2 separate regions of the Homo sapiens genome follow, and region 1 is linked to region 2. Evidence: chromatin loops called from intact Hi-C (ENCODE). Cell type or tissue: Calu3. All regions are shown on one strand. Each heading gives the region's core, and the rest is flanking DNA. Links, peaks and the distances in the headings are about the cores only.

The links. Hi-C counts contacts between places; a loop is a spot of excess contacts. Peaks named below come from ENCODE experiments on the same cell type or tissue, not always from the same donor. Only the 100,000 strongest peaks of a DNase experiment are listed, where the experiment ranks them.
Region 1: it touches region 2 in a loop (5-fold over the local background); 3 of 110 quality-filtered maps call a loop at or near these places.

The regions. Positions count from the first base shown.
Region 1 is chrX:42,511,860-42,528,077 of GRCh38, reverse strand. It overlaps the pseudogene LOC112268309. Among named protein-coding and RNA genes, the nearest start is that of PPP1R2C, 260 kb to the left of the region's middle. In Calu3, for the core only: no CTCF peak of the experiment used is centred there; a DNase peak (open chromatin) is centred at 8,227.
Region 2 is chrX:41,789,691-41,805,908 of GRCh38, reverse strand. The region is part of intron 2 of CASK (calcium/calmodulin dependent serine protein kinase); the gene reads left to right. Among named protein-coding and RNA genes, the nearest start is that of GPR82, 74 kb to the right of the region's middle. RefSeq lists an enhancer at 2,487-3,028. In Calu3, for the core only: a CTCF peak has its summit at 7,679 (motif pointing left); no DNase peak of the experiment used is centred there.

The sequences.
Region 1 (16,218 bases), core at 3,340-11,339, 720 kb before region 2:
CCTCCATCTATATACTTCATATAAAAAAGACTTCTCAAACAAAACCATAGAGAAAGTTTTAAAATAAAAAGATGGGAAAACTATACCAGGAAGACATTAAACAAAAGAAAACTGGTATAGTCACATTAACATTAAACAAAACAGATTTAAGTGAAAAGCATTATTAAGGATAAGTAGGAATGTTACATTAAAACAAAGAGTCAGTGTAAAAAAATATAACCATCAGTATTATAAATCATAAATTTAAGTGCACCAAATAATATAGCCTCAAAACACATAAAGCAAGATGTGTTACAAGGAAAAATTGTTAAGCCCAGTATTAGATGAATATTAAACATAATTCTATCATAAATTGATAGATCAAGCAACTAAAGTAAGAGCATAGGTTTGAGACTTGAAAAACGGTTTGTAAGTATATATATATGTATATATACATATATATATACTTACATACATATATTTATATACAGAAAGAGAATGGCATGAACCCAACAGAGACCATAGTTTAAGTACACTTGAAACAATTACAAAAGTTGACCAAACACTGTGTCACAAAAATAATCTCAAAAAGTATGAGGAATTGATATCTTATATATCATATTTTATGACCACAATGCAATTAAATTAAAAAAAAACTTAAAAATCAAAAGTAGTTCTATTTCTTTGCATAGCTTCACAGTTCGTCCTAAAATAGTCGGTTGGCTCTACCTCGAGTCTTTTGGGGATTATTCTCCTCAAAGTTAGACGCAATTCCCACCAAAGCTTAAAACATTTTAGGATGCTAACACAGATAATTACCTTGTAAAGTTATGGGCAGTATATTATTGCTTTTGCACACTGACAGTCAGTCTGATTGCCAGAAAGATTTGATTGTTTGAGGTTATTGCTAGAAAAAAAGGTTATATTTTATTATTGTCCCAGTTAAATCAGTAGGAAGACTGAAGCAAATAGAAGTATTCTGCCTGCAGCCACTAAGAATTCTAATAAACAAAACCTAATTCACTTAATTTCCAATTATATTCTATTAGCTGGACCTGTGGATCATATGTAATAAAATGATGGGATTTTTTTCAGGGTTAAAAATAAAATATAATTGAAGAATCTTTTAAGTGTGTATACTTTCGAAACTCAAGGGCTAAGAATTTCAGGTTAAAGAGAAACCACAAGAGAAATTTTTAAATGTTTAGAAAGTAAACTTTAACAAAAGAATTACATCAAAATTTGGGAGCTACAGCTAAAATGGCAGTTAGAGAAAATCAGTAGCTTAAATTCATTGTTTAAAATATTAAATGGATTCAAACTAAAGGTAAGCATTCAATGGAGAAGTTAGAAAAAATATAATTAAACCTAAAGTATGAAGAGAAAAAAATAATAAATATGAGAGAAATGTAGTGAAATAGAAAACAAAAAAAATAGAGCAGATCAACACACTGAAAAGAAGGTTGTTTCAAGAAACAATAAAGCCCCTATCTCCAAATAAAGCCATATTCTGAGATAATTACAAGCGGAAAATGTACATAAATGCAATATTAAGTATGCAAAATCCTACATAACAGTACAGATTTTTTTAAATAAAATAATTCTGTGTTGAATTCTATTCAGGTCAGAACAGGAATAGGATTCCTGAATGGGCAGACTAGGAAGTAGGAATAGGAATTCCCAGGAAAGGAAGAATTAATAAGAAACCCAAATGACCAACAAACAAATGAAGAGACGTTCATCTTCATTAATAAGCAAGAAAACGCAAGTTAAAACACAAAGTAACACCATTTCATATTTTAGCGTATCTATTCTCATTTCTTTTTTTTTTTGTTTTTTACTTATAAACTTTATCCTTTCTATCTATTGCTGTTTACATAGAAAATAAAAGAGAATTTTGAATAAAATAATTGGATTTAAGATTTGGCAAGCTTGTTCAATATATCATTAACATACAAACATCAACAGCATTCCTATATATTATTAACTAATTTTTAAATGCTATTGAAAAAACACTCCATTTACAAGGAACAATAGTCATTAGGTATCTAGAAATAAGCTTAGCAAATATGTACAAGACATCTCTAGAGAATAATTTCACCGCAATTTCGATTAAAATCCAAACAGGATTTTACATAAACCTTGACAAACTAATCCCAAGAGTCATATGACAATAGTAAAAAAATTATGAATAACTGGATACAGGGGCAGCATTGTTTGCCATATCAAATATTATAACCATTGTAAAATTATAGTAGTTAATACTGCATGGTACTAGCATATGGCTAGATAAATATGGTCTTTCCATATACGCATAAGTTTATTTCTGGACAATTTGCTCCACTTGCTTATGACAGATGTGATCTTACAAATCAGTGGGGGAAAATGTGGATTATACAACAAATGGTATAATAAAACAACCTCAGATTTCTAACCCTCATAATATGTGAATGCATTCTAGGTTGAAGAAAGACTTTTGTTGTATAAAACATTTATTTATTGGTCTTTTGGGGGAATTAGATGCATCACTACTGTATTACAAGTGAGCCATTAATTCTGTAGCTTCATCAATATTAGCTGGTTTTCTTTCATGACCTGCTGAGGAATCAGTTCATTCTGCAGAGATTCAAAAGAAAGGCCCTTTGAGAAGCATGCAAGCTCCTTTTGTATACTTACAAAAGCTTTATTCACTTTGTTAACTTTTTCATCATTCATAATATTTATCCTCTTAATATTAGTAGTAACTGGTTTTGCTTTGTTTTTAGCCTTAAAGGTTTTTTTTTTTTTTTTTCCCTTGGCTGGCTATGTAAAATACATTTCTGGACTTCCGCCCTCTTTTTTTTTTTTTTTCCTGAGACAAATCCTCCTTCTGTCACAAAGGCTGGAGTGCAGTGGCAACATCAAGGCTCATTGCAGCCTCAACCTCCCACCTCCTGGCTCAAGTGATCCTGCCACCTCAGCCTCTCAAGTAGCTGGAACCACAGGCCCATGCCACCACACTTGGCTAATTTAAAAATTAATTTTTTTTTTTTTTTGCAGAGACAGGGGGTCTCACTTTTTTGCAGAGATGGCTGGTCTCAAACTCCTGGGCTCAAGTGATCCTCCTGCCTTGGCCTCCCAAAGTGCTGGGATTACAGGTGTGAGCCACTGCACTCAGCCAGCCCTGTTCTCTTGATTTGTTCTTGGCCATTGTCTGTGATACCTGGATGCAGCTCATTAAGCTCCAGGTGACTCCATACACCTGAATAATGACTTCAATGCAAAATGTAAAACTTTAGAACTTTTAGAAAAAGTTACAAGGATTTTCTTTATAACAGTATGGGCATTTCAGTTTTCCATTTCTGACAAGGTACACTGAGTCTGAAAACAACAATTTGTTATTTCTCATGATTCTGTGGGTCAAGAATTCAGGCAGGGATCAGCTGGAATGTTTTCTGTTTTATGTGGTGGCTAGGATAATACACTCAGCTGCATTTAATTGGTGACTGAGCTGGCTGGAATGTCCAAGAAATATTAACTCAATTATGTGGTGCCTTGATGCTCCTTTATGTGAACTCTCTATCTCCACATGGATAACCTGGGCTTGCTCACAGTACGGTGATCTCATATTTCTTATATCACTTCCATGGCATCCTGTTGATCAAAGAAAGTCACAGAGGCAACCCAGACTCAAGAGGAGTCTGATAGGTGGAACAACAAGCTAAATTGTAGGCTGGCTAGTTTTCCAGAGAGAAATAGGGAAAGACAAAGTTGAAGAGCCCTTCTGAAGTAATAACTAATTTCAAATAGTATCTTTGGGAACTATCCTTTCAAAGGAGCCCAGATTTCACTGGATTTATGGGGAAGCAATTTCTATCCTAAGTCATTGTTTGAAATATACAGCAATCAGGCAGCAATTAGTGAAGCTCAACTGCTGGATGGGGTCAGGGAAAGAGACAGTAAGAGAGCCCTGCCAAAACCATTGTCATCCCAGCATGACTGTGGGTACATCTAAGTCTGCACTCCATGAAAAGCAGCATCAGGGGATTCACACTGCAGAGGTAAATAGATTTCACTGAAATAATTTTGCTGGTAATTAAACAAGTAAACAAGCAAATAATGAGCCCTGAAAAGGAGTAACTACTTCCCAGAGTTGCTACAATATATTATCTAAATTTTTTGATTTCAACAAAAAAATTACAAGACATGCAAAAAGACAAGAAGGTAAAACCCGTATACTGCAAACCAACCAACTGACCAAACAAACAAACATCAAGCAGCAGAAATTGTGAGTGACCAAATGTCAGATTTGACAGATTAAAGACTACAAGTAGTCGTTATAATTATGTTCAGAAACCTAGATGAAACCAGGTCTTCTCTGCTTGCCTGTTGCAGCATGGAACTCATGTGCCTTGAGCTGGGTTAAAGATGAATGGGGCCCTAGTATTCTCAGTGGCAACACACCCAAGGTAGAGAGACTCCATTCCATACGTGAGGGCTGGGCAGAAGAAGGGAGCCCCTCCCTCTCACCTGTACTTGCCCAGAGCTTAGATTCAGAAACAGACAGCTGAGGGCAGGATGAGAAATGGTGATTTTGTGCCTCTTCCAGTAAGTAAGCCCTCAATTGGGAGCTGGGAGAAAAAGGAGCCCTGTATTCTTGGCTATACCAGTATTGAGTGGAGTTTCTGAGTTACCGAACGGAGAGAAGGGAGGGAGGGTACAAATACTACAGACTCTTAGAGTTCTTCTTGAGTTTTAGTAACTGATTTACTAAATCATCTTGAATAAATGTTTCTTCATTTTCATTTTGCCCTTAGGGCTGTTCCCAGAGACTTTAAACGCTTGTTTGTTTTTTATAATTTATAGCAGTTTAACTGGGGAGCGGGTCCACAGAACTCCTCACATATCATGAACAAAAAGGGTTTATTCCAAGAATGTAAGAAAGTTGCAATATTTTAAAAAATCTATTAATGTAATGCTTTATATTAATATATCTTTAAAATTACATATCCATACATGTTAAAAATAAGGCATCTGGTAATAGTCGAAGTCCATTCTTTTAAAACACTTAATAAAATAGGCATTGGTCCTTTGTCGTGATAAAATAAGATTGAATAAAGCCAGCATCTTACTTAATAGGGAATCAGTGCAGGCCACTCACATTATAGTTAGAAACAGTGCAAGGATCTCACTATGTCCCCTACTCTTAATATTGTATTGGAGGTATTAGCCAAAGCAATTAGACAAAAGGAAACTTGGAGGCAAATGGCTTTAGAAGGAAAAGTGCAACAGTGTAAATAATATGAGTACAATGGGAATAAACAAGTGCATTAATAACAACAAACTACTGATGAGGCTATGAATGTCAGAGAATCTACTCTAAAGTTGCACATTTATAAATGCATACACACACACACACACACACACACACACACACACAATATTATCCATTACAACTTTATTTGAGAAAGCAAAGATTTGGAAGCAACCCAAATGTCATTCAACAGCAGTGGTATGAGCTGTGTTACTGCCACAAAATGGAGTGCTATGCAACTTTAAAAGGTGATGAGGAAGATCTCTATGAATTGAAGTAAACTCAATTCCAGGATATACTGTTAAAAGGAAAAGGCAAAGTACATAACAGTATATACACTAGTCTACCATCTTGGTAAGAAAGTACGGGAAATATAAATACATATGCAAAAACAAGCACAGGAAAGGCAGACCAGGAAACTAAAAAGGCAGATTTTTCTGAGTATTTTCTTATATGTGTTTTGATATATGCACTGTGTAAATGTTTTACTATATTCAAAAATAAAAGAAACCTCTAAAATGACAAGAAATCATCATAACTGTATCAAAATGTTTAAAAAGAAAGCACAAAAGAAAGACAGAGAAAATTATTTCAGGTAATTGTAGAGCACAGTACTCTGTATATACTTATTAGGATATGGTAAGAACAAAAAGAATTGCAAAGAAATTATAATAATATTTACTCAGTAGTAATATTGGTATACTAATTTTTAAATAATAGTGTTACTAGAAACAGTATATTCAGTGTAAGAGAAAAGAAAAGTTAAAAATAAAGAATTCTGTATAAATTTGAATTGAGAATGTCAATGTGAACTTGTGAAACTAGGTCACACAAAGGGCCAAGAAGCAATCCCACACTCAGTAACAGTGAGTATTTTTAGCTCTCAGATCCTAGTTTCCTTCATAATATGAATCAGAATTTCTTGGAGAAATGGTTAATTCCAGGTCTGGGACAGAGGAAGTATGAAGTGAGTCTGGTTCATCATGTGTCAGAAAGTTAGAAAGTGCCCAAAGCTAATCAAAGTGTACCAAAAGAATCCAAGGCCAGTAGGCTTGAAAAGGTTCCCACTGGCCAAATTTGGGAGATTTTAATAAGTGATGGTAACACCCTTAATAAATAAAAACTCATGAATCAGTGTAGCTGACCTTAACTGTTGGTGCCTTGCTCATACCCCTTAATCAGTAGACTTCTGAGTGCCAGTACCTGCCAGCACTTGTGTTTCTTTGCTGGAGGGCTTTCTCTGGATATTGGAGCCCTTTTGCCTGCCCACATGGCCAGTTGATAATACCAACTAATTAATGCTCCTAGGAGCAGTCTTCAAAGAATGACTGACAGAAATTGGTGAATAAATACCTCTCAAATGAGACAGCTCTGTGGCACATGTGTTACGTGGCTCTTTTCTGCATCAGGATTAAGCTCTAGTTAATTGCAGTGGTGAGCCACTAAGTAACACTCCCTGATTATCTTCCATCTCTTCCCTGTCTCATTTCCCTACTCCTCTACCAGTGTCTTTGGAATCACTTTCTAAATAACTACCTTCGCTTGAGTTCTGTCTCTGGGTCTGTTTCTGGGGAAACCCACACTAAGATAGCCCACAATAATCCTCAAAAGAAAGAAAAGAAGGAAAACCCCACTCATCTGCCATCAATTGAGATGACTTACTTTAAAAATTGCTAATTAAAGGAAAAGAATGAAGTAATCACCCTAGAGGAAAAACTGGAGTTCACTCCCAGTTGATCAGTGATAAATGCTCTTCTTTTTAGCTGAATGGCAACTAATAAATGTAGAATAATTGAAAGAATTAGAAAATTACCATCATCTTAGAATCACTAATTATATCATTGATTCAGGCGTCAAGGTATGCTAAAACCATTAGGTAAAAGAGTCATGGGAAAGAGGAAAATGTTCAGTTATCAGGAGACATATGTTCTAAAGTAAATGTTAAATGAAAACATGGGGAAAGATTCTGAGAAGTCCAGATTATGCATTATGCCACTTAGTCAATTGTCCTGATGACTTCAAAAAGTCAGTATCATAAGAAAAAATTGTAGGTATGACCGTTCTAGAATGAAATAGTTTAAAGAAACAAAACCAAACATAATGAGTGAAATTTGAATGGATGTTGCATAGAAAAAATAGTTATAAAAAGATACTTTGGGGAAAAATTTATATTGACAGAGTATTACATGAAGTAAGGGAATGCTTGTTAATTTTTGTAGGTGCAGCAATGATGTGAACATTACGTAGGAGAACACCTTACTCTTAGGAGAGGTATGTGGAAATATTTTGGGGTGAAGTGATGATGCCTGCAATGACCTAACTTAGTTTTAAATGTTCCACGTGTATGTGGTGTTGGAGGAGGTAGTAATAAATAAAATAAATGAAATGAGAGAAGGAGAATGAATAAGCAAAATATTAGCAATTGTCAAAACTCAGTGCCAGGTATATGAGTGTTTATAGTACCATTCTTTCAACTTTCTGTATGTTAGAAAATGTTTACTATAGAAGTTGGAGAAATATACATCTGAGGTAAATATGGCAAGATACCAATATTTTTAAAACAGATGGTAGGGATATGTTTGTTTATTATGTTATTCTATTTTGTTTATGTTTGAAAGGTTTCATAATGTAAGTTAATAATTACATAAAACAAAGCACTAAAGAAATGAGTTGGAGTTTACAAGTTGAAGAAAGGGAAGAAGGTATTTCAGGTAGAAGAAACAATGTGCAAAGACCTATGGCATATAAGAGCATGTTTTTTTCCTTCACTCTGATAGGAAGAGCCTGAAGGAACTGGCCTGTAGGGGGACCATGTGGGGCCTTTGAGAACAGTCAAAAGGACTCAGAATTTAAGGTGAGGGGAATGAAGCACTATACAAAGTATGTAAGCTGAGGAGAAACACAAATCAGAGAGGCATAGACTAGAATAAGAGAAGTCTGGAGTCTTTGGCAACAGTCCAGGTAAGTGGTGACTCAGGCCTAAAACCTGCTTGGGCCAATGAGAATGGACAAGATTTCAAAGAAGAAGAAAATATTTTCAAATATTTTTCACTCAACACACTATAGCTCATCATACCTTCTAGTTACAGGAACCCAGAGAAACTAGATCAACACTAACGAGCAACCCCTACTTTCTAAATTCACTAAGACGAACACACAACTTTGTAATAAATGCATATTTATAGGACCTGTTTGGGAGATAATTTGTCTGATAAAAAAGAAGAATTTGAGCCAATAGGAGATATTTTAAGTTGTGGTGGTTTATTTATTAAGATTTCTGTTTTCCAAAACCAGGCACATTCTAATAAAAGTTATCAAAATGGAAAGAACGCTTGTAAAACTACACCATGATTACATCCTCTCCAATTTTATCACTTTCCATCAGCTAATAACTACATGTCTGTCCCTTGATTTATCATTTTAGCACTACTTTTGTCAGAAAAAAATAAAGAGTGCTGGGGTGGACAAAAAGCTGCTACTAACCAATGTGATACTTTCGTGTGAATTAGGAAAAGGTTCTCATTCTTTAATAATTTATTTTCAGCTTTATTGAGGTATAATTGACAAATAAAAATTGTATATATTTGAGGTGTACAATTTGATGTTTTGATATACATACACATTGTGAAATAATCACAATCAAGCTAATTAACATGTTCATCATCTTACATAGTTACCGTTTTCTTTCTTTTGTGTGTGTGTGTGTGTGTGTGTGTGTGTGTGTGTGTGGTGAGAACACTCAAGATCTACCCTCTTAGCAACTTCTACGTATACAATACAGTATTGTTAATTTAAGTCACCAGACTGTATATTAGCTCTCCAGAACTTATTTATCCTGCAAAAACTTTGTACCCTTTGACCAACATCTTTCCATATAATTTCTTAAATGAATGTATTGTAGTAGACAGGCTTTAAGGTGGCCTTATGATCCCCAACCCCTGGAGTTCATACCTTTGTATGGTTCCCTCTCTTTGAGTGTGGTGGGGCCTGTGACTTCCTTGTAACCAACAGAATATGGCAAAGGCGATGGGATGTCACTCCTATAATCACATTACATTATATAACTCCATCTTACTAGCTAACTTGCTATCTTTCTTCCTTGCTGGCTTTGGAGAGGTAAGCCGCCATGTTGAGTGGACCTATGGAAAGGGCTATGTGGCAAGGAGCTATGGAAGCCTCTAGGAGCTGAGGGCGGCCTCCAGCCAATAACCAGGAAGAAGCCAGAGTCCTCAGTCTTACAAACACAAGGAAATGAATTCTGCCAACGACCACAAGAGCTTGGTAGCAGATCCATTGCCAGTTGAGCCTCTAGATGAGAACTCAGCTCTGGCTGACACCTGGATTGCAGCCTGGCAGAGGACCTAACTAAGCCACGGCCAGAGTCCTGACACACAGAAACCGTGAGACAATAAATATTTGTTGTTGTAAGTTACTAAGTTTGTGGCAATTTGTTATGCAGCAATAGAAAGCTAATATATATATTCATGTGTAATCCCAACAATCATACACAGCAACCAGCTGTTGACCCCTCTGGCCAGATTAGGTGACTGTATTTGTCTCTAAACTCCCTCTGCCTCTCTCTTACACATGTGATTGCATTTAGGCCCCACCGAGAAAATTCAAGAAAAGCACTGCGTGTCAATATCTTTAACTTAATCACATACTTTGCCATATAAGGTAATATTCACTTTTTACTATGTAAGAAAATATTTACAGGTTCTGGGGCTTAGGAAGTGGCTATATCTCGGAAGAGATGTCATTTTTTTCAGCCTAGCACAGTGACCATAGAGGTAGCCAGTGTGTAAAAAAATAGAGAAGGGCAGGAGAGAGAGAAAAGGAATCAGGGGAACACTACCTTTAGGGATTGGATAAAGCCTATTTGAATGTACTCCACTTGAGTACGAAGATCGTCCCAGGGCCTGAGGGTGGCAGCTGCTTGTGTACACACACACACACACACACACACACACACACACACACACACACACACAAAACCATACATTCCTGTGAACTTACCTCCTGCCCAGCACATAAAACGTAAGGAGCGCACATACTCCAACCCCAGATGAGGTGACCATGAGAAGTTCAGTGTAAGAGGAAATGTTGGAATCCAGATACTCAGAGTACAGCCAGAAGAAAGCGTAGCCATGTGCACATGTTCATCTCCAAGTAAATGTGATAGTGCAGGCCCTGCTGAGGTGTGCATGACCAGTTGAGAGAGTGAAAGTTTATGGAGTAGAGGGCGCTCTCTTGCTGCTTCAGGACTCAGCCAAGAGGCCTGGAATGTCTACACTCACCTGCAGCGCTCCCAGGTAAGTTAGTTCTGTATGTGTCCCCAATGTGAATGGTGCCTCCTCAGATGTGTTGACCCTGTACAGTGCATACTCTGAACAACCTAACATGGAGATTGAGGGAAGGAAAGTGTAGGAGAAACAGCACCCAATCTAGAATCCTGAAATCACATCGGAAAACCAAATTTTGGCTGGGTATGGTGCCTTACACCTGCAATCCCAGCACTTTGGGAGGCTGAGGTGGGAGGATTGCTTGAGACCAGAGTTTGAGACCAGAGTTCAAGATCAGCCTGAGCAACAGGGCGAAACCCCGTCTCTACCAAAAAAAAAAAAAAAAAAAAAAATAGCCAGGTGTAGTGGCACTTGCCTGTGGTCCCAGCTACTCAGGAGGCTAATGTGCGAGGATTGCTTGAGCCTGGCAGATCAAGGCTGTAGTGAGCTGAGATTGTGCCACTGCACTCCAGCCTGGTGACAGAGCAAAACCCTGTCTCAAAAAGAAAGAAAAAGGAAAAACCAAATCTCAAGATTTGGTTCAGACGGCTGCATCAAAGAAGATAAATATCTGAAACTTATAGCTTCAAAATGTGAATACCTATCCATTTTAAAGCATTCCATAATTGCTAGGGATGCTCAACATATGGCTACACTCACATCTTTTCAGTGGTGTGCTGCTGATCTTTCATTGCCTACCCAGGAGCAACAAGCTTTATCACACTTTATGTGTTTGTGAGAAGTAAGATGAATTTAAACATCAGCTCTTCAGTATATGGAAGACCCTTAAACATTTCTTTGTAACTGCTTGTGTGAGTCAATCACCCACGTTGGCAAAGTTTCCAAAGTATTCTGTTGTTTTGACATTGCATATATGCAGCCCAATAGCAGCCAAATCAGTGGAAAACACTCACCGTGTTTAATTGTAACCACTTGAGTCAGACTAAAAAGCAAACAAGGCTAACGCCATCTATGGAAACATCCTAAATTCACTTAAGAACCTATGACCCCACTCCCAAGTATATTCATGCCGAGTATACTTTTCACCTACCCAGTGACTCCCTCAATTACCTTTTCCTTCCTATCACCCTCCCAATAGATATCTAAGAATAGCAGAGAAATCTTCATCTCTTTTGGAGGAGAATATCATTTTAATATAATCAAAGCTCCATTGATGTCTATGTAGGTTACATCTATTGCTTCCTTCATATCTGCATGGCCTGTCAGTCTACCATGCAAAGATCTTTATTAATTCTATTATGATCATCCTTGTTGTTTGAACTTGTCTAGTAATAGCAAGTCTTAAAATAAATTGTTTTATTTTCATTCCAATTGTTGAAGCTAAGCTTACTCATCCATTAGCATCAGGCTTAGACATTTTTCTGCATGTGCAATAGCTAGATGTATGTCATTTTCTTTAAGAGTAGGTGAATCACAATACTGATCAGTCAGTGCTCCAGTATCCAAACACATATCAGCACCCCGTTGATTTTGTTCTAAAAAAATAGCCCCAGATAAAATATCTTCCAAAGTAATACTCTTTCTGTACTCTGCCTTTTGTCAGCCATAGTAAAATCAAAATAAGATATTCCAGCAACCTTGGCCTGAATAGGGCACAAGTACAAATTTTCACTAAGCCTCAGAAAGCCCCATTGACTAGAGCAAGGCTGATTCAAAATGTCTCCTTCCTTCAGAAGTCAATTCAAATGGCCAGTAACCATCGTTTTATATTTTTTCCCCAATATGCCATTTCACTTGCATAGAACCAAATATAAGAAATGTTTAAAAAAAAAAAAAGATATACAAAACTTAGAACAAAATAGTCCTAGCCACACCCTTCCCAAAATAAAGCAGGGCCAAGCAAATTTGTAGAGTTCAGTTATTTTCATTCTCCTCCATATCCGTTCCAAGTTTCTATCTTACCTTATTTCTCTGTTAAGGTCCTCCAGTACAACAATGAATAGAAGAGGTGATAACAGGCAAACTTGTCTTGTTCTCAGTCATAAAGGAAAAGCTTCTAGCAATTCATAATTTAGTATGATTTTTGTTGTAGCTTTTTTTCTGTGGATAATTTTATCAGTTTAAGAAAGTTCTTTTATTACTAGTTTGTTTAGAGGAGCTTTTTACCCCTATAAATGGATATGGAATTTTATCAATTTTTTCAGCATCTATAGAGATGAACACATCATTTTTGCCCTTAATTATGTTGTGATGAATTACATTGCTCAACTTTGTATTGTTAAACCAACCTTGCCTTTCTGGAGTAAACTCAACTTGGTTCAGATCTATCATATTTTTAACATATTGCTAGTTTTGAATAGCTATTATATTATTTGGGATTTTTCATGCATGTTCTTGAGTAATATTGACCTGAAATGTCTCTTGTTATATCCTACTTAGATTTTTAGTATCCCTGATTATGCTGGCCTACAAAATGAGTTGGGGAATGTTCTCCTTTTCTTCATGTGTCACATCGTTTTTAACAGATTGCCATTCTATTTTCATTAAATGTTTGGTAAAATGTACTAGTGAAGTCGTTTGGGAATTTTCTGTGTATAAAGAAAACCAAAATATTGCTGTTTAAAATACTGGGAATTATTGAGCTGAAGAATATTAAATAGCAGGAGGACACTCTGCTCCTCCCTCTGCTTGCCTGATGGCAGGACAATTTCCATAGACAAGGTTTTTCTTCCCTCTGCCTTTTCCTACCTAAAGATAGGCCCCTTTACAATGCTTGCTTATCAGCTCAGAGACAGTGGTGCCTGAGGATCTAGAAGCAGATTTTACTCTTCCCACAAACTTAACTTCTCACATTTTCCCACCTTTTGGAAGCCTGAAGATGCTCTCCTTTTTGTCTTTTCACTGTAGAATTTATGGCTCTTGGTTAAAATACTATCTAAGTAAAACCACTAGGCCACTGTCTTGAAAGAAAAGTGCTTTTGAACTGAGGCCTCTCCTGTGTGATGTGTATAGCATTTGTCAATAAACTTCTACTGGTTTTTCTCTTGTTAATCTGACTTTTATTTTCAGGGGAGTGTCTCAACTAAGAACCTATGAGGTAAAAATACAGATTTTCTCCCTTACATGTAGAAAAGCTTATAAATTTCATTTGCAAATGTTTTTCTATTCTTCAGGTCGTCTATTTCTTCTTGTGTCAGGCTTATAAACTTGTATTTTTCTATAAATTTCTCTAGTTCATCTAAATTTTTCAAGTTTATTGGCATAAAGTTGTATATGATAGCTTCTTAATATATTTTTATGTCTAGGATGCACAGTGATATTTTATGACTTTTAAAAATTTTATCCATTGATTTAAAGTAATAAAAAGTGTCAATAAGTATCCTTATTGATGCTTTTTTATTTTCCTCTACTTCCTCTGATTTTAATTTGGCTTCCTTTTCCTAATTTATTTATATGAATGCTTAGCTTATTGATTTTTAGCCTTCCTCTTATCATACGTGGGTTTAAAACCTCCAGCCTCCAGCTGAAAGCCAGCAAGAAGCTGAGGCCCTTAGTCTGACAGCCTGAAAAGAAATGAATGCTGCAAACAACCACGTGAGTTTGGAAACAAAGTCTTCCCTGGTAGAGCCTCAAATGAAAACCAAGTTCTGGACAACACCTTGATTGCAGCTTTGCAGAGGGCTCAGCTAACCTATGCCCAGTCTCTCAACCCACATGAACTGTGAAATAATAAATATGCATTATTTTAAGCTGCTATGTTTGTGTAATATTGTTATGCAACAACAAATAACTAAAACAACGTGTTTGTGTCATCTTTACTACTGAAGAAAATTATCACTTAGTGTAGAATTCTAGGGTGGTGCATGTTTTCTTTCAACATTTTAAAGATGTCATTCCAAGGTATTGGGTTTGTGATGTTTCTATTGAGAAGTCAGTGGTCATTGCATTTGTTGCTTCTTCGAAAGTAATTGATATTTTTATTCTAGCTGCTTTTAACATTTTTCAAGATTGTTATTTTGAGTGTTCAGTAGTTTTACTGTGATGTGCCTAGGTAATAATTCCATTTTATATATCTTGCTTGGAATCAATAGGGCTTCTTGATATCTTTTATCTATTTTTGAAATAGTCTCAGCCATTTTATTCAGATGCTGTTCTGTTCCAATCTCTCTTTTGTTCTGTTTCTGAGATTCCAATTACATATGTGCTAGATCATCTTACCATACGTTTTACTGTATCTTCTGTATGTTTGATCTTTCTAACTTACCCAGCTTAATTCTAGATATTTTCTTCTGAACTATCTTCCCATTCATTAATCACCTTAACTCTGTCTAATTTGCTGTAAACCGTAAGTTCTTAATTTTTTATTTTTATGTTTTATTTATTTTTATTTTAACTTTTTTATTATGCTTTAAGTTCTGGGATACATGTGCAGAACGTGCAGGTTTGTAACATAGGTATACACATGCCATGGTGGTTTGCTGCACCCATCAACCCATCATCTACATTAGGTATTTCTCCTAATGCTATTCCTTCCCTACCCCTCCCGACCCCCTGACAGGCCCCGGTGTGTGATGTTCCCCTCCCTGTGTCCATGTGTTCTGATTGTTCAGCTCCCACTTATGAGTGAGAACACACAGTGTTTGGTTTTCCGTTCCTGCGTTAGTTAACTGGGAATGATAGTTTCCAGCTTCATCCATGTCCCTGCAAAGGACATGAACTCATCCTTTTTTATGGCTGCATAGTATTCCATGGTGTATATGTGCCACATTTTCTTCATCCAGTCTAACGTTGATGGGCATTTGGGTTGGTTCCAAGTCTTTGCTATTGTGAACAGTGGTGCAGTAAACATATGCGTGCATGTGTCTTTATAGTAGAATGATTTATAAAACTTTGGGTATATACACAGTAATGGGATTACTGGGTCAAATGGTATTTCTGGTTCTACATCCTTGAGAAATCGCCATGCTGTCTTACACAATGGTTGAACTAATTTACACTCCCACCAACAGTGTAAAAGTGGTTCCTATTTCTCCACATCCTCTCCAGCATCTGTTGTTTCCTGACTTTTTAATGATCACCATTCTAACTGGTATGAGATTGTATCACATTGTGGTTTTGATTTGCATTTCTCTAATGACCAGTGATGATGAGCTTTTTTTCATATGTTTGTTGGCCATATAAATGCCTTCTTTTGAGAAGTGTCTGTTCATATCCTTCACCCACTTTTTGATGGGGTTGTTTGTTTTTTTCTTGTAAATTTAAGTTCTTTGTAGATTCTGGATATTACCTCTTTGTCAGATGGATAGATTGCAAAAATTTTCTCCCATTTTGTAGGTTGCCTATTCACTCTTATGATAGTTTCTTTTGCTGTGCAGAAACGCTTTAGTTTAATTAGATCCCATTTGTCAATTTTGGCTTTTGTTGCCATTGCTTTTGGTGTTTTAGCCATGAAGTCTTTGTCCATGCCTATGTCCTGAATGGTATTGCCTAGGTTTTCTTCTAGGGTTTTTATGGTTTTAGGTTTTATGTTTAAGTCTTTAATCCATCTTGAGTTAATTTTTGTATAAGATGTAAGGAAGGAGTCCAGTTTCAGTTTTGTGCATATGGCTAGTCAGTTTTCCCAACACCATTTATTAAATAGGGAATCCTTTCCCCATTGCTTGTTTTTGTCAGGTTTGTCAAAGATCAGATGGTTGTAGATGT
Region 2 (16,218 bases), core at 3,496-11,495:
GGTATTGTCCTTCCTATCTCTTTGTTGGCTCTTAGGGGCACTCCGTCTCTCAGGGTCCTGAGTCTGACTTTGCATCTTTGAATATGGTGTCTCTCCTTAAAGTCATCTTGGTTACACCTTGGGTTTACCTTTTCTTTGCCTGTCCTCCAGTAGTGGCCCTGAAGCCTATCCATGTTATCATTTGGCTACTCCTGGCTCTTCCATCCTGGAGCTGTTAACCTAGTTGCTCTTGAACTCTGCATATAAGGCCCCCTTCCCTTTCTCTTTCCCCTTTCCCCAGTTGCTCTCTAGGTTTTCTAATTTCTTTCCTGACACTATGTATGGCTTTAGTCAAGCGTAACCCTTGTCCCTAAATCCACAAATATAAAGCTAAGACATGTTACTTGTCTAGTTTTCTTAGAGAAGGAAACTTCTCAGGTCTTTGTATGCTTCCTCATACAATTGTAGGTTGCAGTAAGGTTAAATGGCTGAAAAGCGGTGAAGGAACATGTTCAAGAAGTTTCATATGATTTCACTACATGAATGTAGATGTGGTAATCTAGCACCTACTGTACTACTTAAAGCATTTCCTACAGTGAAGGCTTCTGAGAAAATAAATACTATTCCTGAAGTAGTCTCACAAAAAAACCTTTTTTAATTCAGAAAATTGATTCCAGGTTCACTAAGTCAGCATTTTCTCTCATCAGGCATTGCAACTAATGACATTAATGAGAGCCATGCCATATTTTTTAAAACAAAGGATAAAAAGGGCAAAACTGAGAATTTTAAAAGGGAGTTGTTTCCAGTAGTCTGTTTGAACATTGTAATTAACCAAGAAATAAAACAAGAAAAGGCCATTTTAATTGTGTTTTTTAGTACTCCATTAACAGTGCATCAAGCTCCTTATGAATTGAGACAGTATAAAATGAGTGCTTACGTTAAAGTAGGAAAGCCATCAGTCTGCGGTACAGAGCATTGTATTTATTAGAGTATCCCAGACCTGAATGAGTATTACCACCATTAGGTAATGCTTAAGTGTCTATTTTAACAAAAGGCATTTTTTTTTGTTATTATAGAGAACAAACACTAAATTGACTAAATAAATGAAGTTTAAACAAGAAATAAAACAGCTAGAATTTGCTTGCTTTTGTTGGTGGTGATATGCTCTTGTAGCCCCAGCAAATTACATCAGCATTGTTACCCTCGACAGGGAGCTTTATAATTTGTAGCATGTAAAATAACCCTTCCCAAAAAAGAAGAGAGCCAGGACCTGTGTTGAACTACTTACAAAGCAAGCATGTCCCTGGTGTCACCTTAGTAGTTTTAGTGAGAAAGATGGGATTTCTAAGGACAGTAGTTCACAGTTGTGCTCTCTCTGTTTTCTGTCTTTCATGCTTTAAGGTTTTTTTGCTCTCTTATTTTAATGTGTGTGTCTCTATGTATGGGCATGTAAATAAATATGCAGATGGTGGCACCTATGTAAGAAAATGTTTGAACACAGCCCCAATTTCAGAGCTCAATATGGCATGGGGAATTCTTGGGAGAATGTGACCTATTGAGGGTTGGTTGGTTGTTTGTTTTTAAGATGGAATCTCCCTCTGTCACCCAGGCTGGAGTGCAGTGGTGTGATCTTGGCTCACTGCAGCCTCCGCCTCCCGGGTTCAAGCAGTTATCATGCCTCAGCTTCCCGAGCAGCTGGGACCACAGGCGCCCGCCACCACACCTGGCTAATTTTTGTATCTTTAGTAGAGACAGGGTTTCACCATGTTGGCCAGGCTGGTCTCGTACTCCTGACCTCAAATGATCCACCCACCTCAGCCTCCCAAAGTGCTAGGATTGTGGGCATGAGTCACCGCGCCTGGCCAATTATCATAAATATATGCTTTTTAGTGGACCATATAGAAAGTTCTATTCTGGTTCTTTATATGGTTGGGTTTTACTTTTATCTAAGTAATGTAAGCACATGGTTTTAAAAGTCAAATCATGCTACTTCTAACAACAAAAAAGCAGTGTCTCTCCTAATTTGTTCCAACTCCACCACTTTAAGCATTTTTGCTGTTTCTTCTGTAACCAGCAACATATATTACTATTTCTTGATTTCATAGTTTCAGATATCATCAGTTATTGCCTTTTTGCTATGAAAGATGTAGCTGTTTTATGTTGCTACCCTCCCACCCCACTTCCTGGTCCCTACTTACTTTCCCTTCCCCATTTTTATAATATTCATATTTCAGTTATTCATATAATATGATTGTATTTCTTGTGTAATTTATTGTTATATCTGGGGTGAATCATTGACTCATTTCTTTGATTGCTTAGTTTTTTGTTGTTGTTGTTTTTGAGACAGTCTCGCTCTGTCACCCAGGCTGGAGTGCAATGGCGTGATCTTGGCTCACTGCAGCCTCCACCTCCTGGGTTCAAGCAATTCTCCTGCCTCGGCTTCCCAAGTAGCTGGGATTGCAAGAGCGTGCCACCACACCTGGCTAATTTTTTTTAATATTTTTAGTAGAGATGGCGTTTCACTATGTTGGCCACGCTGGTCTCAAACTCCTGACCTCATGATGTGCCCACCTCGGCCTCCCAAGGTGCTGGGATTACAAGCGTGAGCCACCGTGCCCAGCCCGATTGCTTGTTATTTTATGTATTATTGCTAATTTATCCCTAGGCTGTCCCACTAAACTGTGTAACTTTCCTCGGTACATTCAACCCCATTGGATAATTTATCACATTCATTGTTTTTCTTGGTGACAGAGGGCCCCCTGCCTGTGAGCCTTTCATCTGTTTCATTGTAAGTTGGTTGCTGTCCTGGCCTGCTGGGCTCGTCATGAGAATTCCTTTTGCCTTTCATCTGTGCTAGAGTCTTTGTTCCCTAGGTTTCTTGTTTTTTTGCTTTTTTGGTTTTTTTGGCTTCCTTCTTCATTTTGATAAAGTATGCCCTCTAGTAACTTTCTGAGAAGAGGTGCTTTTTTGAGATACCTGAAAATGTCTTTATATTACTCTACAATTTGATAGTTTGGCTGGGTGTAGAATTCTAGGTGACAATTTTGAAAATATATAGCATATGGGTGAAAGTTTATATGATGCAACGAGACTACTTAGGTTCATATCACACTTAACCAGCTGTGTGTGACATGGGCACATCACATAACCCTTCTGTGCTTAAGTTTTCTCATCTAAAAATCAGGCATAATATCTTACCTGCCCTTACAGTTATTGAGAGGATTGATTGAATAATGTATGTAAAGCACTTAGGGCAGTGCCTGGCCGTTTTTCTCCCAAAGCTTTAATGATATTCTCTTTACCCCAGTGCCCTAAAATTTTACAATGATGTGCTTTACTGTGGGCCTTTTTAAAAGTCGTTATACTGATTGCTTAGAAATATTTTTAAATCTGGAAACTCATTGTTCTTTAGTTTAGAAATTCTTTAAAATATTTCTTAGATAACATCCTTTTCTCCAGTTTCTTTGTTCTTCTTTTCAGGAGTTGCTGTGATTCAAATAACATAAGGGCTTATAAGGTAGGGCTTCATCTCTAACCTTTTCTTTCCTGTTCCTCTTTCTTTATCTTTTTGCTCTACTTTGAGAGATTTCTTCAACTTGATCTTCTAACCCTTCTGTTTGAGTCTCGTGGTTTAGCTCTCATTTTTTATTTTCAAGGACTTTTTTCTGAATGTTTTTCTTTTAAACTATTATATAGTTTCATACTCTTGTCTTCATAGGTTTCATATTCTTATCTATCTCAAAGTAGTATATTTTTGAAATTTTCTTTGCCTTATACAGGGAACAGTTTCCTCAGAAAAATATTAAGAGGGAAGTGTTAAATAGGTGCCTGGGAACACTCTGTATATGGGTAAATTCATTATCAGTGATCAGACAAAGACTAGGCCATTTTTTGAGCGCCTTATGGATATCCGTTATCTGTAGATCTTTTGTTCTTAAGCAGGTCAGTTTGACAGAAGAATCTTCTGATCTTCTGCCTTGGGCTAAGGGTATGTGTATTAGGGGGAGAAAGGGTACGTAGGGGCATTTAAGTCTGACTGCAGTGGTTCTGAGAGATAAAGGCTGAGGGTCTTTATTTTAACATGTTTAATACATGGAACTTTCCAGTTAATCCTCTTGTTTGAGTACAGCACTTCAGTTTGACGTGAGCTAGGGGTCTGGTGTCCAAAGTCTCCAAAAAGTGGGGTAAGGATAATTTGCTTGGCCAAAGATATCCAAGGTCATACTGCATACCTATAAAGGTTCAGCCAGTCCTCCTGTTATCTGCTCCACCATGCAACCCTGCCCTCAAAGATACCTGGTGCTTCCTATTGCTAAACCTTTCTTAGGGACATTTTGACAGGCATATCAGCGTGCTTCTTACTGGCTCGCCTTATTGAAAGCTTGTGTTCAGGTTCTACAGAAAGCTTGTGTTCAGGTTCTACAAAAAGATGTCAAGAAGGGATTTGATGTGCAAGAAATTTATTGAGAGTGAAAATGAATGGTAGGGAGCTGGAGGAGGCTGGGACAGCCATCACAGGTCATGCAGGTCTGACCCCGTTGGAGGAAAAAGGGAAGAAAAAGAGGAGGATTGGGTGGGGAAATTATTTGACCAAGGTGCAGTTTCAAGGATGTTTTGGCAAGGCGTATTGGGAGTCCTTGAGCCAAAGTTGACCATCAGAGACCCATATCTCACAGGAATTAGCCTGCTTAAGTATTCCTGCTGCTCTTAGTCACCAGCTGAGAGTATTTATAATAGCTGCTTTGAAGTCTTTTCTGCTAATTCCAACATCTGGGCTCCCTCAAAGGCAGTTTCTATTTTCTGCTTTTTTTTCCCCTCCTTTGTAAAGGTCACACTTTTCTGCATTTTGCATGTCTCCTAACACTTTGTTATAGCAACTGTGGATACTGACACCTTCCTCCACTCCAGGGTTATTCTTTTTTAGTTACTTGCTGGACTAGTTCAGTGCAACCTCTGATGTCCCTCTTCAGGACAGGTGTGGTCCTTATCCATGCATTTCTCTGCTACCTCTATTGGTGTTAAACTTAACCAATCGATAGCTGATTGCTCCCTTCTTTTTGACAATGCCTTGTGGTATAAATTGCTCCATAGTCTGATCCAATTAAAATTGGGTCCCTTCATGGATGAAATTGGAAATCATCATTCTCAGTAAACTATCGCAAGGACAAAAAACCAAACACCGCATGTTCTCACTCATAGGTGGGAATTGAACAGTGAGAACACATGGACACAGGAAGGGGAACATCACACTCTGGGGACTGTTGTGGGGTGGGGGAAGGGGGGAGGGATAGCATTAGGAGATATACCTAATGCTAAATGACGAGTTAATGGGTGCAGCACACCAGCATGGCACATGTATACATATGTAACTAACCTGCACATTGTGCACATGTACCCTAAAACTTAAAGTATAATAATAATAAAAGAAAAGAAAAGAAAAAATAAAAATAAATAAAAATAAAATAACATTGAGTCCCTTGTCAGGGACAAGTTTTTCTAGTCTTTGAGACTTGCTATACCCTTCCCTGAGCAGAATCTCTGCACTATAGAGTAGGAGCTGGGGAAAATGGGGAACTCACTCCTCATTGGCTGTTCCACCCAGATCCTCCCTCTGAAGCAGGGTTTTTGTGTTGCCGGGAAGGAGGAGGTATGAACTGTGCCTCCTTTTGCCTCTGCTGCTACTCAGTGTGGATCTTCCACAGCTCAAAACCAGGGAGTATGATATCTGTCAGTGTTCACCAGGTGCTGAAAGTACTCAGAATAGTTCTTTCACCCTAGGAAGTTGAAGGAGATGGGAGCTGCCACTCAGCTGCCAAACACATCTCTGTAGCTCTCTTGACAACACAGAGCTGTGTGGGCAGGGGGGACTACACTGTTTACCAGCTTCCTCACCTGATTCCTCTGTTTTTAGCTGGAGTTCAGGGGAGAGAAATGGCTGCTGCCATCAGCTTCTGCCGCTTGCTCTATATAGGCCTTCCACAGCATGGAGCCGTGGAAAATGGGATCTGCCAATGTTTACTAGCTGCCAAATCCACCCCGAGTAGCTCTTCCATCTCAAGGGGCGGATCTGCCCTTAGCTGCTGAACTCCTTAAAACAGTTCTTTGGCAAAACAGAGCTGTGGGGGGACAGGTGCAGTCCCTGTGTGGTCCCTATCTCGAATGCTACAGCCTCTTATTGTTCTTATCGAATTTCTGTAGATTCTATTGAATAAATGCTTCTCTATTTGTTGTAAGCCCTTTGATCAGTCTCCAGGGACTTTGAATGATTGTGATTTTTGACCAGCTAAATATATGTCTCTCCAGGGGAGAGATATCCCTGAGCTCCTTTATACAGCCATTCCAGAAGTCCCACCTAGTCATTGTGGGGGTTTTCTGGGTTTTTTCTGAGACAGAGTCTTGCTCTGTCTCCCAGGCTGGAGTGCAGTGGTGTGATCTCAGCTCACTGCAACCGGCTCACTGCCTCCCGGGTTCAAGCGAGTCCCCTGCCTCAGCCTCCTGAGTAGCTGGGATTACAGGCGCACGCCACCACACCCAGCTAATTTTTATACTTTTAGTAGAGACAGGGTTTTACCATGTTGGCCAGGGTGGTTTTGAACTCCTGGCCTCAAGTGATCTGCCCACCTCAGCCTCCCAAAGTGCTGGGATTACAGGCGTGAGCCACTGCACCTGGCTGTCATTGTGTTTTTAATGATTCTGTCTTAATAGAAAACTAGTTTTACACAAATATAATCAAGTGACTTAAATTGAAAGGACTAAGATTGAAAACTGAATTGAAATTGAAAATTGAATTGAAATTGAAACCTAAGATTTTTTTGAAAGGTATGATTTTATTACGGAAATTTGCTTGATTGAGCTTTATTTTAATCAAGACTTTGTATTTCCATTTTTAGAATTAATTCAGAGAAATAGCTAACCTATAAAGTTCATCTTCAGAATTGAGTCATTGTAGACCTAAGAAGCAATATAGCAGAGTTATTAAGAGCATAGGTTCTGGGGCCAGACTACCTAGGTTCCAGTCTTTGCTTTGCAGCTTATTGGTTCTACCTGGGTTCCAATCTTTGCTTTGCAGCTTGTTAGTTCTTTTTATTTTTATTTTTGAGACAGTCTTGCTCTGTCACCTAGGCTGGAGTGCAGTGGCATGATCTCAGCTCACTGCACCCTCTGCCTCCCAGGTTCAAGCAATTCTTCTGCCTCAGCCTCCCAAGTAGCTGGGATTACAGGCATGTGCTACCACACCCAGCTGATTTTTATATTATTAGTGGAGACGGGGTTTCACCATGTTGTCCAGGCTAGTCTCAGATTCCTGACCTCAGGTGATCCACCTGCCTTGGCCTCCCAAAGTGCTGGGATTACAGGCGTGAGCCACCGCCCCTGGCCGCAGCTTATTAGTTCTGTGAATGAGTTACTTAACTGCTCTCTGTCTATTCATATATAACATGAGCATCATCTGCCCCTTAGAATTATTGCGAGGTTAAATGGGTCAACACATCTAAAATAGAGCCTGACTCATAGTAAGTACTCAGTAAATGTTAGCTGATGGTTATTGTTGTTAGACACATTAAAGGCAAATAATCATCTCATCTTTGTATTTTATTATTGAGACCAATAATATTGTCTAAAGCCAGAGACCTTGGTGAAACGCTGGGTGCCCAGCTAGCTATAATATGATCTTTAGTTCCCTCTAGTGGAAGAAAATTAGATAGGCTCTTTGCATAAACATGCTGCTTTTGGAATTGTGATCATTTAACCTAATAAAATTACCCCTGAATAATTAACCAAAGACAATATCCACATACATAAATGGATTTAAGAAATTGTTAAAACTTACAATCTTAAATATTCTTTCCAAGTGAAACTTTTTTGGGGACGTGTAATTTATAATATTAAATAATATAGTATATAAACCATCCAGTGACATAAAAAGTTAGGCATATATTACTTTTGTTTAAAACAAGTGCATTCAGTAGTAGTAGTACCTTGAAGTTTTCCATTTTAACATTCATACCCAGTTATCTGCAAGTAGATGGCATTTCTTGGTCATTCTCTGAGAAGTCTTTAATCATTGTGATATGCCACCTGGAGTAGATTTCCTTGAAGTTTTGGCATTTTTAGTATCCTCTTCCACACAGCCTATGGGGTAACAGAAAGATTGCTAGATTGGGAATCTGAGACCTGGGTTCATCTTCCAGTTCTGCTATGAAATATCTGTGTGACTTCGGGCATGTCTTACTAGGGCCTCATTTTCCTTCTGAGTAAAATTTGAGGATAGAGAGGAGCATGTGATGATGACTGTCTTGCTGTCACTTCTGTTTCTAACATTCTCTGATTCAGTGATACATACACTTTGATGTGAGACAGGAGATGTATAATAGATGTTGAGTCTAAGTTGGGTAAATGGGTCCTGTATGCTTGATGTTGCCTTCTAGCAGGATTGGCAGGAATGGAAATCACCAGCAGTGGAATGATTTGGTAAATGCCAAGATCTTGAGGCATCTATGGAGGCGGTTGCTAGATTGCAGCAGGGTATGCCTCCCTCAGCTTGGGAGATTGTTAAAGAGAACTTTGAGGCAACGTCTAAGTGGGATCTTGATGAACAAGTAGGGGTTTACCAGGCAGAGAAGGAAGCACGTGGAGTATCATACAGAGGGAACAACATTTGTCAGGGGACAGAGAGCAGGGGGCCGGTGCACAAGCTGCGGGTGGTTCAGGATTGGGGTCAGGGAGGCTGAAGGAAGAAGCTACTGGAAAGGAATGTATAAATGTGTGACTTCAAAAAAAAAAAACAAGAGCTAAATTGTTTGACTAAGAAGCCGGAGAGCTAGCTTCTATTTCCAGTTATACTGTTAAATAGGTCTGTGAACCCTAGTTAAGTTGTTGGACTTAAAAGATTTTTTGGAAGGCTTTCAAAGCCATGCTTAGGGATTATAATGTCTTGCTGTATGGAATGGAGCTCAGTGAAGGTTTTGGAATAATATAATATCTGTTTTAGAGTAAAACTATGATGACACTTTAATGAGTCTAAAGAGAAGAAACTAGAGGCAAAGAAACCCATTTAAAGATCTTTGCTGTGATCCAGTCAAGAATTGTTGAGGGCTGAAACTAGGGTAACCGCAGTAAGGGAAAGATAGTTTTGACAGGTGTTGCAGAAATAGAATGGACAGGTTTTGGCAGCTGCATATAGGAAGTAGAGGAGAAGTGGTAGATGGTGTGAAGATGACTCCAAGGGCTGTCTGGAAGATTAATAATTTTGGTAATCAGTAGGCCACACACATACAGCTACATGGGTTCTGTTTTACTTTTCTTAACTAGTGTCCTTATTATTAAACATTTTGAGTGTGTCTAGTTTTTTTCCCAAATAACCCTATGGTCATCTTGAGGTTTTTTACGAAATATGTGATTTCCCAAAAAACTGTAGATGAAAAACTGCAAAGTTAAAGTAGGCATAGAACTACACTATATATAGCAGTGTGGTTTACTAATAGATGTTCACATTGCTGCCTTCTTGGTGTCAAACTCGGTTTGATTGACATTTGTTAAACATAGAATGATTTCCACCAAAAATGATGAAAGGAAAAGAAAACAAAACTTATTGTGCATGTGCACTCTCACATACTTTATTAATCATCCAGGCCTAACTACAACCCTGTATAGGAGTTGTTATCTTACTCTTTCTATTTTACAAATGAGGAAACAGATGTTCTAAGGTTATGCAGCTACTAAGTGATGAAGACAGGAAAGACAGGTCTTTTGACTACAAGTCTATTGCCCTATCTATTATATCATAACTGCCTGCCAGCAGAATGTGTTAGTGCTTAAAAGGATAGATGCCAGATCTGTGGAAGTAGGGTGACCAGTCATCTTGGTTTGCCTGGGAATGAGGGTGGGTTCTCAGAACCCAGGACTTTCAACCTGGAAAGATCCTCGGTGCCACAACTGAGAAAGTTCCAGGCAAACCAGGACAGGTTGGTACCCTGTCCAGAAAAGTCACTTATATGAAATAAACCATTATCTAGAATGACTTAAATAAGGTATTTACTGTATTTCTTTCCCATAATATTGTGTCATCAATGCTAAATGACAAATGATTCCTAAGTGAAGAGGAGTTAAGGCCCCGCCTTCCTTCCATCTGTTTGTTTTCACTGGCTCTGAGCATCCTGCCTTGCTGCAGTTACACTCAACTGTGTGTGAATCAGATACTAGATGCCTTTGCTTCTAAGTCAGTTTTATTTTATTTTTTATTTTTATTTATTTATTTGTTTATTTTTAGACAGGATCTCACTCTGTCTCCCAGGCTGGAGTGCAGTGGCATGATCTTGGCTGACTGCAACCTCCACCTCTCGGGCTCAGGTGATCCTCCCACCCCAGCCTCCTGAGTAGCTGGGACTACAGGCACACGTCACCGCACCCAGCTAATTTTTGTATTTTTTGTAGGAACAGGGTTTCACCATGTTGCCCAATCTGGTCCCAAACTCCTGGGCTGAAGCGATCCACCTGCCTCAGCCTCCCAAAGTGCTAGTAGAATTACAGGCACGAGCTACCGTGCCTCGTCTCTAAGTCAGTTTTTAAGGAAACTTATGCTTTGCCCATTCCAAATTTGATGAAATGGCAAAAGAGCTATTCAGGGAAAAATCAAGGAGGGCTGTCAGTATCTGTGATTTCAAAGTATTTATCAAAACAATTAACTCATTTTTCTTGGTCCTTTTTCAAATAAGTATCACATATTGGTAGTTATTTCTTTACGATAAATTTGTTTTATACTATTTTTATGAGACTTTGTTGACAAAAGGATTCTGTAGCTGGATGGGGAAACCCATATTATTAAAAGAAAAAAAAACCTCAGATAATCATTTCACTATGCCGTACAGAATTTTTACCTCATTCATTTTTTACATATTGAAACAGACCACAAATTGCTTTCTGGGAAAAGTTTTGGCCCTGCTGTCAGTATTTCCTGGGCTGGCCCCATCCTGGAAGAAGATTTGGGGGAGAAATGGGTGGTAAGGAAATCTATCCTGTCAACGTGTCCTTGTTGAGCTCCTCAGCTATCAGTTAATAAATATAGAAAGTAAATTATAGATAACACAATTATGAAAGTATAAAGCACAGGTATGTGAAGAACATTTTTTTTCTTTGACATATTAGTTGAATTCCCATTTTATTTCAGTAACTTCTCGTTTGCTTTTTAAATTTTATTGAAGAACGTGTATGCACAATAAAATGTACCCATCTAATTGTACACTTCAGTGAGTTTTGACAAATGTATGCATTCTGTCATCCCACAAAGTTCCTTCGGGCTCTAACATGTATGATTTTTAAGACTTTAATATTGAAAAGTAATTGAGTTATAAACTGATATTTCTCTAATTTTCTTGTATAAAGTAAGGAATACCATGTTGAAATAGGTGTCTGGTTTTTCTAATAGTCAAATGCCCTGATCTTCCCCCCTTTGGTTTACATTTCCCAAAATGAAAAGCAACAGAGCAATTGCACCTTTTAGACAAACTTAGAGCATTGTATTTCTATTTTTGTCATATACAAATTTGTTACACTTATCAGAACTGAAAACTCTTTGGGAAATATATTAACAAAACCCCATTAATTTGTAAATGCTTAATGCAGCTAAGATTGATTTCTAATTAATACACATTTGCCTATTTAAGAAAATTTTCACATCAGTCAAACACTGAATTAATGGTATGCTGCTTCCTTTCTTTATTCACCTGATGATGATATTTGGGGCCATAGGAATTTTTTTTCAATGGGCAAGAATTCAAAGAAATTAGAAGGTGCTTGGATTTCTGTTTGTGTGTGTGAAAAAAGACAACAAAATGTATAGAGCTAGTAGTGAAACATGTAAAAAAGAATCAAAGAAATTATGAGTTTGCAGTTGACCCAGATTTCTATGGTGGCCTGTCTAGGCCTCTACTCTTCACTAGCTGAGGTCAACTTTCCTGAAGGTCAATGAGGAAGATAGCCTCATTAAAGCCAACCTGACCTGTGTTGTTGCCAAAGGCAGCTGGGATCTTTATTCTTCAACTTGATTATGAGATAAAGGTAGAACCCAGCAGCAGAAATTGACTTTGCTACTATAATCCTTCCAAGGTTCTGCTTGGATTCCTTTCTTAAAGTATCATTTGGTCATTCATTTCAGTACACTAAGGAAAAATATGTTGAGTCAATAATGACTTTCATTTACTTATTTTGTTATTAATATTTATTGAAATGAACACATTAGTACTTGTCCTAGTTCTTTCTATGACTAGATTAGAATATTCTTTATTTTGATTTTGAGTCCAGGTCAGCTCTTAGCGAATTTTGTTTAACTGTTGAATTTCTAACACAACCTAGACATTGTTTGGAAATGAATGAGAATACTTGTATATTTGTTAGGAAAAGCGCAGTATCTAGTTTCTGACTATCACTAGTTACAATGCAGCTGAAATAAGCCGGTTCTGTAACAGTCTTGATAGCCTGTCATTCAAGTCAGTATTACCATATTAGCACTATTGTGTGATTGGATCTTAGGATATATAAAAACTATGCAGACCCAGGAGGCACTGTGGTGTGATGTAAAGAGCAAAGGGCTTTGGTTATTAGTCCTGCTTCCTCCACTTACTAGCTGTGTGATTTATATCATTGAGCCCTGGACCTCAGTTTCTACCTCTGTAAAATGGGGAGATATATGTGCATATATATGTATGTGTATATGTACATGTATGTCATGCAGGGTTATTACAGTAACAAATGAGGACTTATAGAGGGGCACTTTAAAGTCTCAGAGTTTGCATTAGATTAACAATAGTGAAGAAATTCCAGATTTAGTTATTAAATGATGGATTTGGGTTATTAAAAGAAGCTATAGGATTTCCTTCTGTGAAAGTATTTTTTAAAAACACATCTGTTTGAATTTAGATTCTTTTTGGAATGACTGACATTATAAATATCTGTAAGAATTACAGAACTCACAATCAGGAGAGGATAAGAATTAAAGCAAGTCAACTTATCTAGAGTGGCACCATTCCAATTTGGTAGACACTAGCCACATGCAGTTATTGAGCACTTAAAATGTGGCCAGACCAAATTGAGATTTGCTATAAGTGTAAAAATACATGCTAGATCTCAGAGATAATAGTACAAAAAAAGTAACTTATTTTATTAATTTTAGTATGATTATATGTTGAAATAATACTTTGTATACATTGAATTGGATAAAATATGTTATCAAAATGAATTTTACCTGTTTCTTTTTACTTTTTTAATGTGGCTACTGGAAAATTTAAAATTATATGCATGGCTTACATTATACTTAAATTGGATGGTGTTGATCAAAATCTTTATTGAGCTAGGTGCAGTGGCTCACACCTGTAATCCTAACACTTTGGAAGTCCAAGGCAGGAAGATTGATTGAGGCCAGGAATTCGAGATCAACCCGGGCAACATAGCGAGACTCTGTCTCTATAAACTATTTAAAAATTAGCTGGGCATGGTGGCACGTGCCTGTAGCCCAGCTGCTCAGGAGGCTGAGGTGGGAGCATCCCTTGAGCCCAGGAGTTCAAGGTTACAGTGAGCTATGATCACACCACTGCACTCCAGCCTGAGCAACAGAATGAGACCCTAGCTCAAAAAAAAAAAAAAAAAAATCCTTATTGAATGCTCTCGAGCAAACGAAATCTTAAATTTAGATCTTTTAAGTTCAGATACAGATAGAATGAAAAGTTCTCCTAGTTCTTCAAGAAAAATAGTAGTAAAATAATACTTTACAGGAAAATCATTTTTAAAACAGACCACTTGAACCAGCTTCCCTAACTTTCCCTTACTTGACCAGTCTGATAGGCAGACCCTGGTGGGATACTTGCTTTACTATTGTTGGAGAGCCCAAACTTTTTAGGAAAATAATAGTCATTCTAATGCCATATGGCAGGTTGATTTCATTTAAGTTTCTAATTTGGGTTAGAAAATTAAATATTGCTACCTGTATTACTAGTTCCCCTTTTAAAGGGAAATAAATTGATAAAATAAATATAGGCATATAGTTAAATGTAAGGACACTAAACACAGAAATAGATTAGTTTAAAATATTTTTAAAATTTCCTGAGAAATTACAAAAAAGAAAGTACAACTTAGCCATAAAAAGGAACAAAATAATGCCATTCACAGCAAGCTGGATGGAGTTGGAGACCATTATTCTTTTTTTTTTTTTTTAATCTGAGATGGAGTCTCCCTTTGTTGCCCTGGCTGGAATGCAGTGGCGTGATCTCGGCTCACTGCAACCTCCGCCTCCCAGGTTCAAGCAATTCTCCTGTCTCAGCCTCCCGAGTAGCTGGGACTACAGGTGCACGTCACTACACCCGGCTAATTTTTGTATTTTTAGTAGAGACGGGGTTTCACCATATTGGTCAGGCTGGTCTTGAACTCCTAACCTCAGGTGATCCACCTGCCTCAGCCTCCCAAAGTGCTGGGATTACAGGTGTGAGCCACTGCACCCAGCTGGAGACCATTATTCTAAGTGAAGTAACTCAGGAATGGAAAACCAAACATTGTATATTCTCACTAGTATGTCAGAGCTGAGCTATGGGGACGCAAAGGCATAAGAATGACACGATGGACTTTGGGGGAAGGGTGGGAGGGGAGGTGAGGGATAAAGACTACACATTGGGTACAGTGTACACTGCTTGGGTGACGGGTGCACCAGAATCTCAGAAATCACCACTAAAGAACTTTTCCATGTAACTAAACACCACCCGTTCCACAAAAGCTATTGAAATTAAAATAAAAAATGTACTCATTAAAAAAAAAGAAAGTACAAAGGAGAGTGAAGAGAGGTACCAGTTACTAGTCTGTAAACAAAACAATACTTCAAAATAGAGATGGTAACCCTGGGTCATGTCATTCCCAGGTACATTTTGTGCTAACATCTGTAAGCAGTCAGATAATCACCACTTTAAATCATATTTTCATCACCTGCTTTCAAATTCCTTCCTACTTTGCCTCTAGAGTTGATTTGTAGGCAAATAGTGTTTTTAGTTTGCTATATCAGCGTGGACTTAATAGCACTTAATACATATATCTTTAATTCACATTCATATTTAGAAACAAACATTTTGAGTTTAATATTCGTGGAATCTATAGTTGGAATGGATATATTTGTGTTTTTAATTGTGCTATTTGAGCTATTTAATTTATACTTGAATTCAGGAAAACATGACCACAATTTTTCTAGATCATTGCCCTTATCATTTGAAATATATTTTTATGTTGCTAGTTTCATACTAGCAAATCAAGTCAAATCAGTGTTCTGACTTTAGTTCTGAAATGTCAGATCCGGTGACATTTAAATTGCTTTGAAGGCTGGCCCCCCAGCAATTCTGCCTTTATTTTGAGAGTGGGTAGGTGATAAGAGACTAGACCAAGGACTTGTTCAGCCATTTACCAAATCAAAATGTGAGGCTCAAATGGAGCCAAATGTGTGGCAGAAATGGAGCATCCATTTCTGCTTACAAACTTTCAGTATAACCAATGTATCACATAGCAAATGGTGAATGTGGAGATAAAAATACAATTTAGACTGGGCACAGTGGCTCATGCCTATAATCCCAGCACTTTGAGAGGCCGAGGAGGGTGGATCACTTGAGGTCAGGAGTTCAAGACCAGCCTGGCCAACACGGTAAAACCCCATCTCCAGGTGCTAAAGTTGAACGAGCTGATGGATATGAACCACCAGTCCAAGAATCTGTTTAAAGTTCAGACTTAAAATAGTGGCAAATAAAAAGTCCTCATTTGTGATGGTTTGCTTCTGAAAGAAAAAAAAAAGTCTCTACTAAAAATGCAAAAAATTAGCCAGGCATAGTGGTGCACACCTGTAATCCCAGCTATTCAGGAGGCTGACGCAGGAGAATCTCTTGAACCTGGGAGGTGGAGGCTACAGTGAGCCATGATCACGCCACTGCACTCCAACCTGGGCAACAGAGCAAGACTCTGTCTCAAAAAAGGAAAAATACAATTTAGTTACATGAAAGAGGCAAAATAGAAAATAAGCTGAAAATAAAGAGAAAATATCAGTTTTAATTGTGGCAAACACCAAATCTGTTTACTTCATGACTCCTGTGTCACAGGATAGAGTTAAAATCAGGCTTTTGATTAGAATAGAGAGGAATGGAAAGAGAAAAACTTAAGTCGAAAACAGAAGATATGAAAGGGTGAGTTCTAATAAAAATGGGAAGCTAGAGATAAACATAAAAA